Linked DNA regions of Homo sapiens: region 2 is linked to region 1. A link is an interaction called in ENCODE POLR2A ChIA-PET data of the cell type or tissue named here. Cell type or tissue: Caco-2. All regions are shown on one strand. Each heading gives the region's core, and the rest is flanking DNA. Links, peaks and the distances in the headings are about the cores only.

Region 1 (7,838 bases), core at 1,812-5,811:
GGGTGTGTGTGTGCACGCGTGGGTGTGTGTTTGTACCAGGAAACTGAAAGTGAAACAGGCCAGTGACATTTCCAGGGCTCACATGGAACAATATGCAGGAGGGGGGCAAGATTGGCCCAGGGCCTGCAAGCAGTGATGGACAGGACTGAAATGAAATGGGGCCTCACGCTGGCCACACCCTCCCCACCAGCTTTGCCCAGAGTCCACACTGCAGGCTTTGCCCACAGAGTCCATACTGTAGGCTCTGAACCTCCACTGTGGAACCACATGGGGAGCCACAGGGACCAGTCCCACGGAAAAGCCAGGACATGCTCCAAAAGATGGCCCAAGGAGGTAAGGACAGAGATGGTGGGTTGAGTCACTGGAAGGGAGAGAAGGCAGGAAGATACAGACACATGTAGGAGACCTACAGTTCAGTGGATCCGCATCCACGTCCACTCTGCCAGTATTCCAGAATGAAGGAGAGCAAGCACAGCAAGCACAGACCAGGCCAAGCGTTGGTAGACTTGGAAAAAGCTGGAGTTTACAATGTGGTATGCACGTTTTACTGGGAGAAAATGTGTCAGGGATGAGAAAACTGAGCTTTGAAGACAGTTCAGTATGGATGAATTCTCTTCAATCTGATGACTTGCTCTTCCCCACTATCATCACTATAATCCAGTTTTCCACCACCTCTGATCTCTGAACTTGTCTTCTCACTTCCACTCTTCCTCACCCTCTCCCCACCTAATTCGTGCCCCATGCCTCAGCTAATGATATTTCTAGAGTAAAAACTAGAACTTGAAATCCTCATCTTAAAACCTTCCAGTGGATTCCCATTGCTCTTTGGAACTATACCAAAGTCCTCATGTTCTCCGGAGCTCTGCATGATTGGTTTGCCTCCTCTTTTCCTTTCCTCCTGTCTCTCTCCGGCGTGGGTGGCTTTCTCTGGTTCCTTGAATGCAGGATCCCTCCTGCCACAAGGCTTTAGCACACGAATGCACTCACCCATCACTCAGTTCAGTGCATGATTATGTGTGAATGTGTGATTGCTAGATTGGTGGTTGTTTAATTGGGTGGACTGATGGTTACACCAGCCTTTTCCTTATTGGAGAGTAAGCTTTTTGAGGACAGCAACCACAAGTTTTGTTCCCATTATAGTCCCAGTACTGGAAAGGTGCCTAGTGCACAGCAGATGACCAGTAAATATTTGCTGAATAAGTGAGGGAATTCTTCACTTCATACATTCTTCACTGCTAGAAAGCATTCAGGCCAGATGAGGAGCATGAGGCTTGGAAGGACAGTGACTTGCTAGAGGGGCAAGAGGGAATGGGAGGGAATACCTAGGACCCGTAGGGGTGAAGGCAGGCTAGCTTCTGAATCACAGCTGAGGGGATGATACCTAGAAAAGTTTCTTGCCATGCGTAAAGCTTCCCTGCCTTAGCATCTTCCTTTAGAGATAACTATGACTGGCACCCAGATCACATTGGTAATTCAAAGAAACAGCAGTATAAATTTTATTTATTTATTTATTTATTTTTTTAGAGGGAGTTTTGCTCTTGTTGCCCAGGCTGGAGTGCAGTGGCATGATCTCGGCTCACCACAGCCTCTGCCTCCCAGGTTCAAGTGATTCTCCTGCCTCAACCTCCCGAGTAGCTGGGATTACAGGAATGCGCCACCATGCCTGGTAATTTTGTATTTTTAGTAGAGACGGTGTTTCTTCATGTTGGTCAGGCTGGTCTCAAACTCCCGACCTCAGGTGATCCGCCCGCCTCGGCCTCCCAAAGTGCTGGGATTACAAGCCTAAGCCACTGTGCCCCACCTAACAGCAGTATACATTTTAAAAGAAATTTATTTTTTTGACCAAGTTTTGGGATGCATTTTTTAGTCCAATAAAAAATACAGGCAGCTGGGCATGGTGGCTCACACCTGTAATCCCAGCACTGTGGGAGGCTGAGGCGGGAGGATCACTTGAGCCCAGGAGTTCGAGATCAGCCTGGGCAATATGGCGAAACCTTGTGTCTAGAAAAAAATACAAAAATTAGCCAGGTGTGGTGGGGTGCACCTGTAGTCCCAGCTACTCGGGAGGCTGAGGTGGGAGGATCACTTGAGTCCAGGGAGCTCAAGGCTGCAGTGAGCCATGATTGTGACCACCACTCCAGCCTGGGCATGGGCAACAGTGAGACCCTGTCTCAAAAAAAAAAAAAAAAAAAAGGATGTGTGCGTATATACATATATTCACACACATATGGTAGGTATACATCTATATATACATGTATCTGGTAGGCTAAGCCTACCACATATCAGAACAGACACCAAAATAAACAAAATATCAGAAAAGATGACCAAAATTCTTAACTAAATGGACAGTTTGGATACTGCTCCATGGTAGAAAAGGCTGTACTGTGTAGCTAGTGTTCTGTAGATTCTGGAAAGGAAATCTCTTGTTTACGATTGTGCTGCTTAGCTTATAATAGATACACCATAAATATTTGTTGAATGAATAAAGGAATAGAACTTTCATTGGTATGGAAAGAGTCCTGAAGGGCAGGGGCAAAACCACAGCATCTAAAGTGCTAAAGCCATCTGTTCTAGCAATTTATTTGCTATTTCTTGGAAGGCCTATTATTTTATAATCCAATTTCCTGACAGAAGTAGAAGCCCATAGGTTCTAACACCTTTGGCTATTTGAACCTAGGTAAGTTATCTAACCTGTCTCAACTTCCACCACCTTATCTGTTAAATGGGTATGATAATTCTTTACTTACCTGGGGATAATTTAACTGTTCTGATGGGGTACAAAATAGAAGTGGCCTCTGTCCTTTCTAGTGGAAGAGATAGTAAGCAAATAAAATTAGAAAATTACAGCTTTTAACATAGGCATGATGGAAAACCGCAGGGTGTCACGTGGGAGTAGCAGTGGGACCTCATTCAGATTGGGGCACAGGGAAGGCTTCACTAGTAAAATGCCATTTATGCGGAGACCTGAAGGATGAGTTAGGAATTGGCCAAGAGATAGTGAAGGAAACAGCACGCGCAAAGGCCTGAGGCAGGAAAAAGCTGGGGGAGAGGGGCAGTAATTTCAAGCAGCCCAGAAAGACCACTGGGATAAAGCTGGATGGAGAGGGACAGAGATGCTCAGAGGTACTAAGGTGGGGGAATGACATGATGCCATTTACATGTTGAGAAAAGCACTTGGGCCGCTGCGTGGAAAATCGTTTGGGGCTGAAGTATAAGAACTGGATCTCGGTTCTTACAAGAACCTGAATCTTAGCGCCAAGGACTCTAATGATCCTGCTCAAACCTCTCATTTGAAACACGAGAAAAAAACCCCAAAACACCAGAACTACAATTGTGAGAAGCCTTGGCCAGGATCGCACGTTAATCTGGTTGTAATGTAGCTGTGAACTAGGGTCTCTGACTGCTCTTCCGCGATTTATGAGCCCGTGCCCCCCTCCCCCCGCTGCCTTCTGCAATGGTGGAGTGGCCAGGAGATGACTGCCGGGCGTCGGAGTTTTGAGGCAGGCGAGGGTGGCTCGCAGGCCAGGCTCCTGCGGTCCGGGGAAGATGCGCAGCAATGCGCCTCCAAGCCGGGCCCAGGCCGAGCGCCTCTCGCCGCCGCGCACATTCCGGAGGGGGACCGCGGGGCTCAAAGGGCCTGCGGCGTAGGTGGCTCAGCCCTTTCCTTGGCTTTCCCTCCAGGGCCATACTTGCCGAAACCCACTGCCTGAGCCTCCCGCCCGCCCGCCGCGCCCCCGCCCGGGGCCGGGAAACGAGCAGGGACAACTCCCCGCCCGCGCCTCCCCGCGCCCGGCGGCCCGGCTAGCAACCCAGAGGCGCGGCGCTGCGATTGGCTGCGCGGGGGAGAAGGGGCGCTGCGCTGCTCCAATCGCCGGCCGCGCCCGGAGGCCGCGCCGCCAGGAGGCCGCGGACGCGTGCTCGCATGCCTGTGGTATTTGCTCAGAGGGGCATGACCACTTCGGGCAAGCCTTTAAATGTGAGTCAGCTTTCGGCCGATCCCTGGGAAAAATTCCTTCGGTGTTGTCAGGCAGGGTTCGCTAGCTGCAGCTTTTTTTTTTTTTTTTTAAACAATTCAAAAGGGATAATCCCGCTGAATGGGGAAAGGCATTCGGACCCCGTCTCCCCGGAGGAGAGGCCGTGGGCAGTGCCGGGGGCCAGGCCTCCCCGACTCTGGGCGGCCCCGAGGGGCTGGTTTTCTGGAGGGTCAGGGCACCTGCCCTTTCTTCCCTGCGCCCTCTCCCCAACTTCAGCAGGGCACAAAGGGCCGGGGGGCACGTAGACCGCGGGGCGAGCAGTGCCCCCTGGAGTTGTGCCCGGTCCCGGCCTCCCTTTCTCCCCTCTCTCCGCGCTTCTGCTCCTGGACCCGGCCTGGGGAAGCCGAGCGGTTCTAGGTCATCTCTCCACCTCCCTAAGCTTCAGTTTCCTCATGGGCGAAGGGGAAGGCGGACAGTAGAGGAAGTGAGCTGGCCTGGGAGTGTGGAAACTTGGCGTGTTCTCCCAGCTTAGTCTTACTAACGTGCTTGGGCAAGCCCCTTCTGCACTCCCGGCCTCAGTTTCCCCATCTGTAAGATGAGAGAGCCGGTCTGGAAGAGTCCATGAGTGTAGTGACATCAGGCGATCGCGGTACCCCTTCCTGGGGCCTGTGGGCGCGGGGTGGATAAAGCCCTGTGACTTGCCCGCCTGCTCCTGCACAACTCCATAGCTGCTCCCCCAGGCCACCCAGCTTCCCCTCCCAACGTCATCTTAGAGACGCCCAGTAGGCAGGATTGGGAGCACCAAGGGGAAAGAAGACCAAAAAAGGCCGAGGGCTGAGGGAAGTGAGTTGGGACTGGAGGGGTTTATGTGCAATTTGATTTTAAACGAACATCTTGTGCAGAAGAAGAGGCAATTTGGCACCTGTTACTGGTGGGTTAATAGCTTAGGCACTCTTGGTAATGGGGATACAATACTGTGAAGACCAGATTAGCCGACTGTGGCAGCAAATTATGAGTTGACCGGAGGCTGGGTGCGGTGACTCGTTCCTGTAATCCCAGCACTTTGGGAGGCCGAGGTGGGTGGATCACCTGAGGTCAGGAGTTCGAGACCAGCTTGGCCAACATGGTGAAACCCCGTCTCTATTAAAAATACAAAACATTAGCCGGGCGTGGTGGCAACTGCCTGTAATCCCAGCTACTCGGAAGGCTGAGGCAGGAGAATCGTTTGAACCTGGGAGGCGGAGGTTGCAGTGAGCCGAGGTTGCACCATTGCACTCCAACATGGGCAACAAGAGTGAGACTCCGTCTAAAAAAAAAAAAAAAAAAAAAAAAAAGAGTTGACCAGAGAGATGCCATAGAATCTCTGCGCTTGGGAATCTTTGAAAGATAAGGCAGGCACCACCCTCCCTCCTTTGAAGGGCTTTGAAATCCAGGCAGAGTGAAACTCTTAGAGCGCTCTGAATCAAGAGACCATTGGAGCACTGGCTACTTCTGTGTGTGAGAAGTGTGGTTTGGTAAAAAAGAGCATTGCACTGTGCTGCTAACACAGGGGTGTGACCTTGGGCAAGTCACTTGCCTATTCTCAGTCTCCTTTTCATCTGCAGCAGGATGAGGGATTAAGCTAATTGACCTCTTAAAGTCCCTTACAACTCTGACACTCCACGATGAAATGGAATAATGTGTGAGTAATTGCTTTGAAAACTGCATAGCACTAGGGGTCTTTTTGTTGTTATTTTTATATAGATAAAGGTGACCTGAGAGTTCATTAAACTCTGAAACTGGTTGTAAATCAGGCCATCCACAGCCTACCAGCTGAGATTGCAACAGGGCATTTTTTGGCGACAGGTTTCTCTGGCCTGTGAATCAGTATTATTTATTCTGTTTGTACTGTCAGTTCCTGCCCTGGTTTTGTAGCCTGAGGCAGCCACTCTTCGCACTCTGCCTTGGTTTCTCCACCTCACTTGCCTTCTCCAACTTCTTGTGATTCAGATGAATCATGCTATGCCTTTGCCAAGCTTGGATCTCCTGGAAACAGGACTGCAAATTTGGAGGAAGAAAAACGAGAACCAGATTGGTTTGCCACAACTAACTTTGACCATTCTCCTTTTTCCTTCTCTGTGATCTTCCAGTTGTATGGGGGGCTCTGGGATGTATGCAGATGGGGAGGGGGAATAGGCTGAAGATTGAGAAAGAAAAAGGCAGGTGCCAATCATAAAGGAAAGGATTTAAAAATGTATTCCTACCAATTCAGAAATAGGGAAAGACATCTAAACCATCAGGAGGGTCAGATGATCATTATGCACTATACAAAAAAGAGTTCCTAGACTGGAAACCTGGTGCAGAGTTTAGTTCTGCTTGGGCAGGTCAGGGTAGTCTTCAGAAGGGGGTGATACCTGGGATATTTCTAAGGAGAAAGAGCAGTTTTTCTTGTAGTGAGAAGTGCATCTAGCCTGTGGGTAGGGCCTGAGCAAGGCAGAAAGTGAGACTGTGTAGTGGGGCTTGCGTCTCCTAGGAAAGGCCAGTCGCCAGGTGTGTTGTGAGCTCAGGTGAAGATGGCAGAACTGGAGCTGGAAGGCAGAGTTATAAATGGTTTTATCTGTCCTCTTAAGAAATTTGGACTTTATTTTGTAGGAAATGGAGAATAGCTACAGTCTTTTGAATAGGTGGGAGAGATCAGTGGTAGGAACATTGTTTTTCAAACTTCAGGTTATACAGGGAAATTCAGGTCATGACTGACATTTGAAAAATAGAATGGATGAGAATAGAATGGAATAGAAAAATATGAAAATCTGTGTGTGCTGTAAGTATTGGTTCATGAAATGTGTTTGTGTGTGTGTGATTGTGTATGTTCTGAATCATGGTATGAAATATACTTATTATTGTGGGTCCTGGTAACAAAAAAGTCTGAATCCACTGGAATTCAGACCCTTCATGCTGAATCGAGGGGTATGGATTGGAGGGGGAGGGACAAGAAGTTCTTGCAGGCAGGACAGGTGACTTGCATTCTGTCCCACTTCAAGCTCTCAAGAAGGAAATTGCTTAACTTTTGAAAAGAGTTAACCGATCTCTTCCAAGTCCTCCTCCGCAGAGGAAAGATGATTATATTTGCCCTGCAGAGTAATGGAGGAGACTACTAAAGTATTTGGTACCCTGCTTCATTGGTAGGGCGTGTTGCCTAACAGTGCAGATGCTGTGGATCAATAGTTGGGACTCGGTTCCTTCCCGTCTCTACCACGCATCCACATGGCTGTGGTACAAATCATGATCCTGTGAACTAAAAATGATGCTAGTTTTCCATTTTTCCAGTGAAACATTTGCAATTCCTATAGCCAGCATTTTGGGATATCATAGCCCATGACTGGTATTCAGGCATCAGTTTAGTGAAGATGGGAGACATCATCCCCAAAACATGAATAATAGCCTTATATTTAAAGCACTTAAGAAGGCTACTTCATAACCTCCCTCAGTCAGTAATATCAGTGGTCTTAACAGACCTGAGGGTTGGGGAGCCTTTGGGGATAATGAATTCCCTCCCGATGCAGTCATAGAACATCTCCTATTCTGCTGGTCTCAGAAAAACTGGAGAACAGCTGGCTACCATCTGCCCTATGACATGCCCATTACTTTAAGACTGTTTCTGGGAGTCAATGTTTGCTTTTTCTCAGGCAGCCTTATATGCAACAAGGGCCCATTTACTTTCCTGAGTCCAGCCATGTGGAGAATGTTGCTCTCTTGCAGCAATACAGCATGGTCCAACTCGTTTCTTTTTAAGGTGACTGACACTGTGCACATTTGGTTACATGTTGTACACATCCATGTCCTCTTCCTCTTTCCTTACCCAAACCAGACTCTATGCATTTGGTC
Region 2 (7,838 bases), core at 2,197-6,196, 200 kb after region 1:
ATGAAGAAGTATGAGTCCTCCAACTTTGTTTTCCCTTTTCAAGATTGTTTTGGCTATCTGGGTTCCTTGAGATTCCATGTGAATGTTAGGATGACTTTTTCTATTCCTACAAAATAATCAAATTTTAATAGGAAATGCAATCAGTCTCTAGAAATAGAACCTCAAGAAATGAAATTATTTTACTCTGCTGTCAGAAATAAAGTTTAAAATGTATCTGGAAAAGCACTTTGGGTATAAATTTATGATAACAAATGACTAGCATTAGATCCTCCCTTTGGAACAATTCTTAGATGATTAGAACTTGTAGGAACTTTAGAGATCACTATAGCTGAAGGCCCAGAAAGGTTAAGTTTTTCTGACTCTTCTCAAGTGCTATTTATGTTATAATACACAGCGAAAACACAAAACAGGCCCCTGCAACTTTATAGATGAGAAAAGGATCTCGAAAAGCAGAAAAGGGACAGAACGGGGTGAAGTATTGGAGAGTTGGATTGGTTCTGAGGACAAGTCCTCGCTACTTCACGATTTGGCTCACAGTCACCCAGAAACAAATTAAGTTGCACAGCCCTATTTCTGAAAAAGGCGTGGCATGGATCTGAATGCAAGAAAATCAGGTCCAGTTGTAGAGTTCAATTCTACAAACTATGGAGAAAGCAACCACGGGAATCTTTGGCTGGCAGAAGTCTGGCCTGATCGTCAGCATTCTTAGGGTTGTTCCTTTCTCACAGCTACGTCTCTCTACTCTGCCTGCCCCTGTCTTGCTATCCTACTCTCTACCCTAGCCTCAGCCCTAGAGGGCAAAATGGAAGAGCAGGCAGCAAATAATGAGAAAGCCTTCAGAGAACATGGCTGAGTCTCCACCCTGAAGTTCAAGGAAGGTCAGAAGCAAGAGTCAGAAGAGTTGGATTTGAGCTTCATTTCTTTCTTTAGCTTGTTTGTGTTCCTGAAAAAAAAAAAAAAAAGAAATCACTTTACTGTTCTTGACCTCAGCTTCCTCATCTGAAAAATGGGGAACTGCATTAGTTAAGATAACACTAGCTAATAATATAGCAGTGAAAGTCCCAAATCTCAGTGCCTTAAGACAAAGCAAATTTCGTATTCACTTAAAGTCCACCTGGTACCAAAGATGGGGAGCCACTTCACAATATCATTCAGGAACCCAGGCTGGCACTGGCTCTGCCATCTTCAACCTGGCTTCCAGGGACACCTAGATGGTGACATCCAGCTGCCAGATAGGGTAGAGAAAGTGGAGTGAGGATTCTGTGAGAGGCGTCTATTCTAGGGACCAGGCCTGTAAACTGCATACATCATTTTTTGCTCATTCAATGGCAGCATTGCACTCCAAAGAAGACTGGGAAACATACCTGAGCCACGTACCTGGGGGGGAAAACGGGAACAGGTTTCATGAGTAGCAAGTCAGCCTCTGTCATAGGAGCCCAGCATCTGCTTTGTAGGGGTCATGGGATTGTTTTGACTTTTAATTAGATGGCAGGTATCAAAATGCTCTGAAATATCAACATTGCCACACAGTGTGTGGAAGTGATGATAATTATGATAATAATGATTCATCATTGGTCCAATAAATAATTGTATAGCACCTAACATATGCTCTGAGCACTGGAAATTGAGCATTTACAGACCTTGCACTTCTAAACCTTGCTGCTCTCAGTGTGGTTCGTGGACCAGCAGCATCATCATTTCCTGGGGAAGTATTAGAAAGGCAGAAGCTCAGACCCCACCCCAGATGCACTCGGTCAGAATCTGCATTTTAACGAGAGCCTCCAGCAGCCTGTATGCACGTTGCAGGTGTGAGAGGCATGTTCTAGTAAAGGAAAATGAGGACGTGGGTCCAGCAGCCCAGGTTACCCGCTGACAATGCGGAAGGACTGTGGAGTCCAATGATCCAGACGGAATCCTGGCTCTCCCACTCGTTGGCTGCATCATCTTGGGCAAGATACTCAACAAAGTCTCAGTTACCCAGCAGGAGTAATTAATCACCGTGTTTCCTTCTCAGGGTTGTCAAATGAGACAAATTACCAAATAAGGCCATCCACGTGACGTCCTGTTCACAGTGCCTGGTGTGCCGTTTGTGTTCAATACATGTTAACTAGCATTAATCATCTTATCTCTGTTAACGTTGCCACAAGTTGATCCCGTTACTTTCCATAAACCAACCCCAGCACAAGCACAGCAAATATATGGCATGTGTCTCACTACTTTAGTCTCCCATATCCACAATAGGTGTTGCTGATCAATCAAGACGTACTTGTCTTCTAGAGCCCAGACTTGCCTTAGAATCTGTCTCACACAAGTCTCCAGATAGTTATTATTAATTAATGGAAGCAGGTATGCAAGATAAAAGCTGTTGGCCATCCCTGGTTGACTTGGGCATTCCCAAAGACCAGATTTTCCCTTTACTGTCTGCAACTCTGATATTCTTGTTAGTGGCTGAAATGGAGACAAAGAAAGGCAGGAGGACAAAGACCTGCAGAAAGTTTCCCATCTGGGAGCCTATGAGAATGGTAGAGTCATCAACAACTCAGGGGACTCAAGAGAGAGAGAAAGCTGTCCTGAGGAATGTGCTCAGCCAGGAGTATGTTAAATGTGAGGCGTCTTTAAGACCTCCAAGCAGACATGTCCAGAAGGTAGTTGAAAATACAGGTCTGGATTTAGGAGAAACATCTGAGTTGGAGACAAAGACCTGGCCACCATATGTGGCAGAAACGGTTGATTATCAAACAACTCTCTCCCTTTTCTCAGCTAACTGTGTCCCACGTTTGTTCACATATCGAGCGGCCACGTTTTCAGAGGAGGCTGGATCCTAGTCCAGCGTTAGACCCTAGCAAAATCTTGATTAGCCCAATACAATCACAGAGAATTCCATTCCCTCGGCCAGTGTTTAAGATTGGAAACATAATACAGGTCTGGACAATGAAATGGTAGAGGAAGTGTGCAAGGAGGATTTGAGAAAAGTCATCTTTATTTTTAAAGAGATTAAAAAGAGACAAAAAGAGCATCTGCCCTGCAGTTACGGCTCTGTGAGGAGGCATTGCCAGAAGCTGCTGCAGCCATCCGGTGACCATGAGAGGATATGGCTGAGGCCAAAACCAACATGCTAAGGATGGCAGAGCAGAAGGATGCAAAGAAACTGGGTCTCTGATGATATCATCAGCCCACCAAGTTATCCAACCCTAGAAACAACCTCAGGACTCCTGTCCTTCTTGTTTAAGCCAGTTGAGCCAAGGTCTCCATTACGTGCTGCTAAAAGTATTCCAAGCAATCCACAATCTCTGCAGATAAATATCCACCTAACAGAGGTGCCTGCTAAAGCCATGGGTGTGTTTGTAAAACTCAGTGGAGTGTGCACAAGGAGGAAAAAGGCAGTCGGAAGGGCCCATAGAGGGAGAGAAGAAAAGGAAAGAGCACAGGAGACAGAGAAAGAGCACCACCAGGGCGGGAAGAGAATCAGAACACACTCCGCCACGCCAGCTCATGGAATGAAGATGTTCAAGAAAACATACATGATAAGCAGAATGAAATCGTGTATGGAACTAAAGCTGGACTAGTTCTGCAACAATAGAGTGGTGCAGATGCCAGTGGCAAAAGAGGGAGGGAAGAGTTATATGTTGGCTGACTGACACTACCTGTCTGATGAATTGCCTGTTTGACAGCTTTGGTCACCCTCACTGGCCACTTCATGGTGGTCACGATAACTCTGGTGTCTAGGACTTGGGAAACATTGACCTTTAGGGTGAGAAAGAAGCATCCCTCTGTGGACATGAAAATCATATGCCCAGGGTCTCCTGGGACCATGGAGTTTACAGAATGCTGCCCATTGTCAGAGCAACAGTCCTGACACCTGGTCCTGACCCTATCTTCTGCAGACAGAATATGAAACACAGAGCTGTGTTTATCAGCTGTGTGAGTTTTGTTTATCATTTGATGGAAGCCACTTTGTTGCATTCCTGTTACCAGTACAGGGAGCAGCCCCAGCTTCCCGGTCCTCTCCTCCCTCCCTCTTCCTTCCTCTTTGCTCCCTTGGTGTTGCTATACCCTGGGCTTCCTGGCCTTCGATCACAGGATTCCCACTGTTGTGAATGCCCTTCCTCCTCATCCCATCTCTACTTGGCAAAATCCCTTTCTTGTCCTTCAAGACTGATACCTCCTCCATGAAGCCCTCCCCAGTCTTCACAGGTGAACATCACCCCTAGCGTTCGGCACTCCTATTCCACTTGGGTGGAAACTCTGTTTCCCTAAACACCAGGGAGGAAGTGTTTGGGGCATGTGTCGTCTCCTGGGAGACAAGAACATAGACCAAGAAATAAACCCACCTATACAAATAAACACAAAGCCTGCGCAAAGTCTGTCCCATGTAAGTGCAGAGGGGGACACAGTGGGGAGAGAAAAGTGACCAGACCCTCTCCTCCCACCTACAAAACAGCCCTGCCCCTCTTCCCTTCTGAGATCATCTTTAGGGTAGAACAACCTTGGCAAAGTGGACTGCGTAGCCCCCCAGACATTGGCTACGAGCAGCCCTCCCAGGCCCCACTATGCACTGTCTGCCTTCCCCACCTTCTGAGAGCAAGTGACCTGACAGGCCTCCAGACAAATGCCCACTGCCTTTGGGCCAGCCGCGCTCTGAGCCTTCCCTCCTCTTGGCCTCTCTCCACCTCAGCAGCCCCTCTCCTGGGCTCCAGTCCCAATGTCTGACCACTCTCTCCTTATCCCTTTCTCATTCTTTATCTGTTACTGTTTCTTTCTCTGACTGCCCATCTCTCTCAGACGCTGTCCTTGTCCTTCCTCACCTCTCTTCCTCACTCCCTAGTCTCACTGACTGAAATGAAAATCTTCCAGAGAAAACAGATAGTTTTCCTTGCACACAAGAAGTGAGAGGTTGCTAACAGATCCTGGGAAACTAGGGAACAGACCCGAAGGAGACAAGATTTTAGGATATACTGAGCCTCACAGAAACTTACACACGTTCTAACTGTTCTAACTGCAGATCCAGTTAGAACTTGGGGTGAAAGCACCCATCATCAGGATCCGAGAATCCTGAGTCAGAAATACAAACTGTGCCCTGGCTGGTATCTGAAACTGGTGGCGTATATTATTGTTACTGTGCACCTCTATCAGTTAAAAAATGCACAGTCCTTTCAATATATGTATATCTACTTATTTACAAATCATAAAATAAATAAATAGAAATATCATCAACTATGGCAAAGAATGCTCGCTGTCTCTCAACATCCTGTTTACCTTCTTCTACAGTATTAAGCCCCCGACATGTCGGCTGGGCCTGTAGCTACTCAAAATTCAGACTCTGTTTTCCATGCCCTAGCAGCTGGGCAGAGCCGTTTGGGTCACGTTGTGGAGACTTCAGCGGAAGTGATATGTACATTTTTTTAACCTGCCCTGCTATAGTTTGGATGTTTGTTCCCACAAACCTCATGTTAAAATTGGATCCCCAATGTTAGAGGTGTTTGGGTCATAGAGGTGGATCCCTGAGAAATCGCTTGGTTCTGTTCTCGCGATACTGAGTGAGTTCTCACTCACTAGCTCCCGCCCGAGCTGGTTGTTTAAAACAGCCGGGCAATCCCCACCGCCCCTCACTCATTGTTGCCTCTCTCACCACGTGATGTCTGCACACGCCAACACCCCGTCCCCTTCCGCCATGAGTGGAAGCAGCCTGAAGCTCTCACCAGAAGCGGTGTTGGTGCCAAACTTCTTGCACGGCCTGCAGAACGGTGAGCCAAATAAATCCTTTTTTCTTTATAAATTATCCAGCCTCAGGTATTCCTTTCCTGCAACACAAATGGACGAAGACGATCCCCTATACTTCACTTTCTTCATGCCGCCCCCTGGAGCATGGACTGGGGAGCAAGCTCTCTCGGCCTCTATGGATAAGGACAAATCAAAAACTGTTGAAGCAACAGGAAAGGGAAGACACAAGTCTTTGGATAGTCTGATGGAGCAGAGACGTTTTAGCGGCCTGGGTCATCTGCCTGTGGACACTTCTACCTCATTTGGGTGCGGCTGTCGTGAAACAGAATCTATATTTTAACCATGTTGTGCTTTTAGAATAACATTGCGCATATCACGAAACACCTGTAAAATATAGACTCTGAAAATATTAGTATTTTTAAATCAGCTTTTAATTTTAGAATAAGTGTAGATTTAGAGAGAAGTTGTGGTTCTTATATACCCACACCCAGTTTCTCCTATTATTACTGTAATATCTTATATTACTATAGTACATTTGTCACGATTAATGAACCAATATCAATATTGTTAACACATTATTAATAATAATTATATTGATACATCGTTAACATTATGTTATCGTTAACATATTATTATTGGTACATTATTATTGAAGCCCCTGCTTTACAATGGTATTTTCTTTTTTTGAGACAGAGTCTCACTCTGTTGCCCAGGCTGGAGTGCAGTGGCACCATCAGGCTCACTGCAGCCTCAATCACCCAGGTGCAAGTAATCCTCCCGCCTCAGCCTCCCGAGTAGCTGAGGCCACAGGTGTATGCCACTTTGCCTAGTGAAATTAAAAAAAAATTTTTTTTAGAGAAGGGATCTCCCTATGTTGCCCAGGCTGGTCTTGAATGATGGTGTTTCTGAAATCAATAGAAGTTTACCGTGCTCTTTCTAACCCCATGCATCTCATGCAGTCCCCATGGTGTATATACACCCCATGGGAGACTATTGTGGGAAATAGAGGACCGGAGAGACCGACATGGGGAACAGTAGGATTGTTTATTTAAGTTGCTAACTGGCTCAGCTTTTTGGATATGAATCCACTGAGCTGGTGCGTACCTTAAATAAACAATCGTCCTGTTCCCCATATCGGTCTCTCTGGTCCTCTATTTCCCACAACAAGACCATTGCCTTTAATGCTTAAGCCCCTATATCAAGGGCTGTCAGTCTTCTTCCTCGTCACGCAGCATAGGAATGAGGCACTGAAAGGGAGCATCAGTGAAAGGAGGCCAAGCGTTCCATATTAGAGTCCAAAGAGTTTAAATACTGTGCAGGTACTAAGAAATAGAGTGGCTGGTGTCACTAGGGATGAGTTCAGAAAGCTTCTTGGAAGTGGTACCAGGGAAGCCAGGCATTGCTAGGAGACACAAGGACTGATGAAGAGAAGGGTGTGGCATTTCCAAGGTGGAGATTAGCCCATGTGCAGACCCCAGGAGTGGGAAGGAGCAAAGGTGAGGTGTGGGTGGCAATGAGGTGGAATCTGGGTTGCCTGAGGAACGTGGGCTGGGAAGCAGCACAAAGCAAGGCTAAAAGTCAGAGTGATGGGTGGGAGACTTCTGCCCCGAGTCTTGGGTACTTTCCTTGTTGCAGAGCCTGTCTGCATTGCTCGAAGCCCAAGGCACTGTCTGTTCTGCCAGGCTCTGTGTGTCCTGGCTCCTCATTAAAGCAGTGGGATTTTTCCTTGACCCTTGGGGGCCCATGTGTCTGGAGGGCAGCCATAATTTTGGAGAAAATTTATAGCAAGACTCCCTTTTCCTGGACAGGCCATGAGATAAGAGCTATCAGGAGAATTAAGGCTTTTCTTCTGAAATATAGACTGAATGTATCCAGAGCCTACATGACATGTCCCTTACTGACAGCTTCTGTTTAAATTCTGATTCCCAGAAAAGAGGAGGAAGAACAAGGTTTTATGTGGCTGTGCAGGCAAGGTGCCTGTGGATTGGAGGAGTTCGGGAAGCAGTGCCTCTGAGATCAGCTGCATTGTTTTCTCATTTGAGGACAAATTAACCCAGGGAGTTGTGCCTGATGGCCTGGCATCCTCACTATCACCTAGGTCTGGTCTGTAGAAACAG

The links. ChIA-PET counts read pairs that join two places held together with the same protein. Peaks named below come from ENCODE experiments on the same cell type or tissue, not always from the same donor. Only the 100,000 strongest peaks of a DNase experiment are listed, where the experiment ranks them.
Region 2: POLR2A ChIA-PET joins it to region 1 with 9 read pairs; 3 of 35 experiments call an interaction of 5 or more read pairs at or near these places.

Annotation. Positions count from the first base shown.
Region 1 is chr12:4,027,539-4,035,376 of GRCh38, forward strand. No RefSeq gene overlaps it. Among named protein-coding and RNA genes, the nearest start is that of LINC03141, 20 kb to the left of the region's middle. RefSeq lists enhancers at 1-50, 51-555 and a silencer at 3,624-3,863. In Caco-2, for the core only: no CTCF peak of the experiment used is centred there; DNase peaks (open chromatin) are centred at 3,953, 4,417, 4,698 and 5,375; H3K4me3 peaks cover 929 bases.
Region 2 is chr12:4,222,652-4,230,489 of GRCh38, forward strand. No RefSeq gene overlaps it. Among named protein-coding and RNA genes, the nearest start is that of CCND2, 47 kb to the right of the region's middle. In Caco-2, for the core only: no CTCF peak of the experiment used is centred there; no DNase peak of the experiment used is centred there.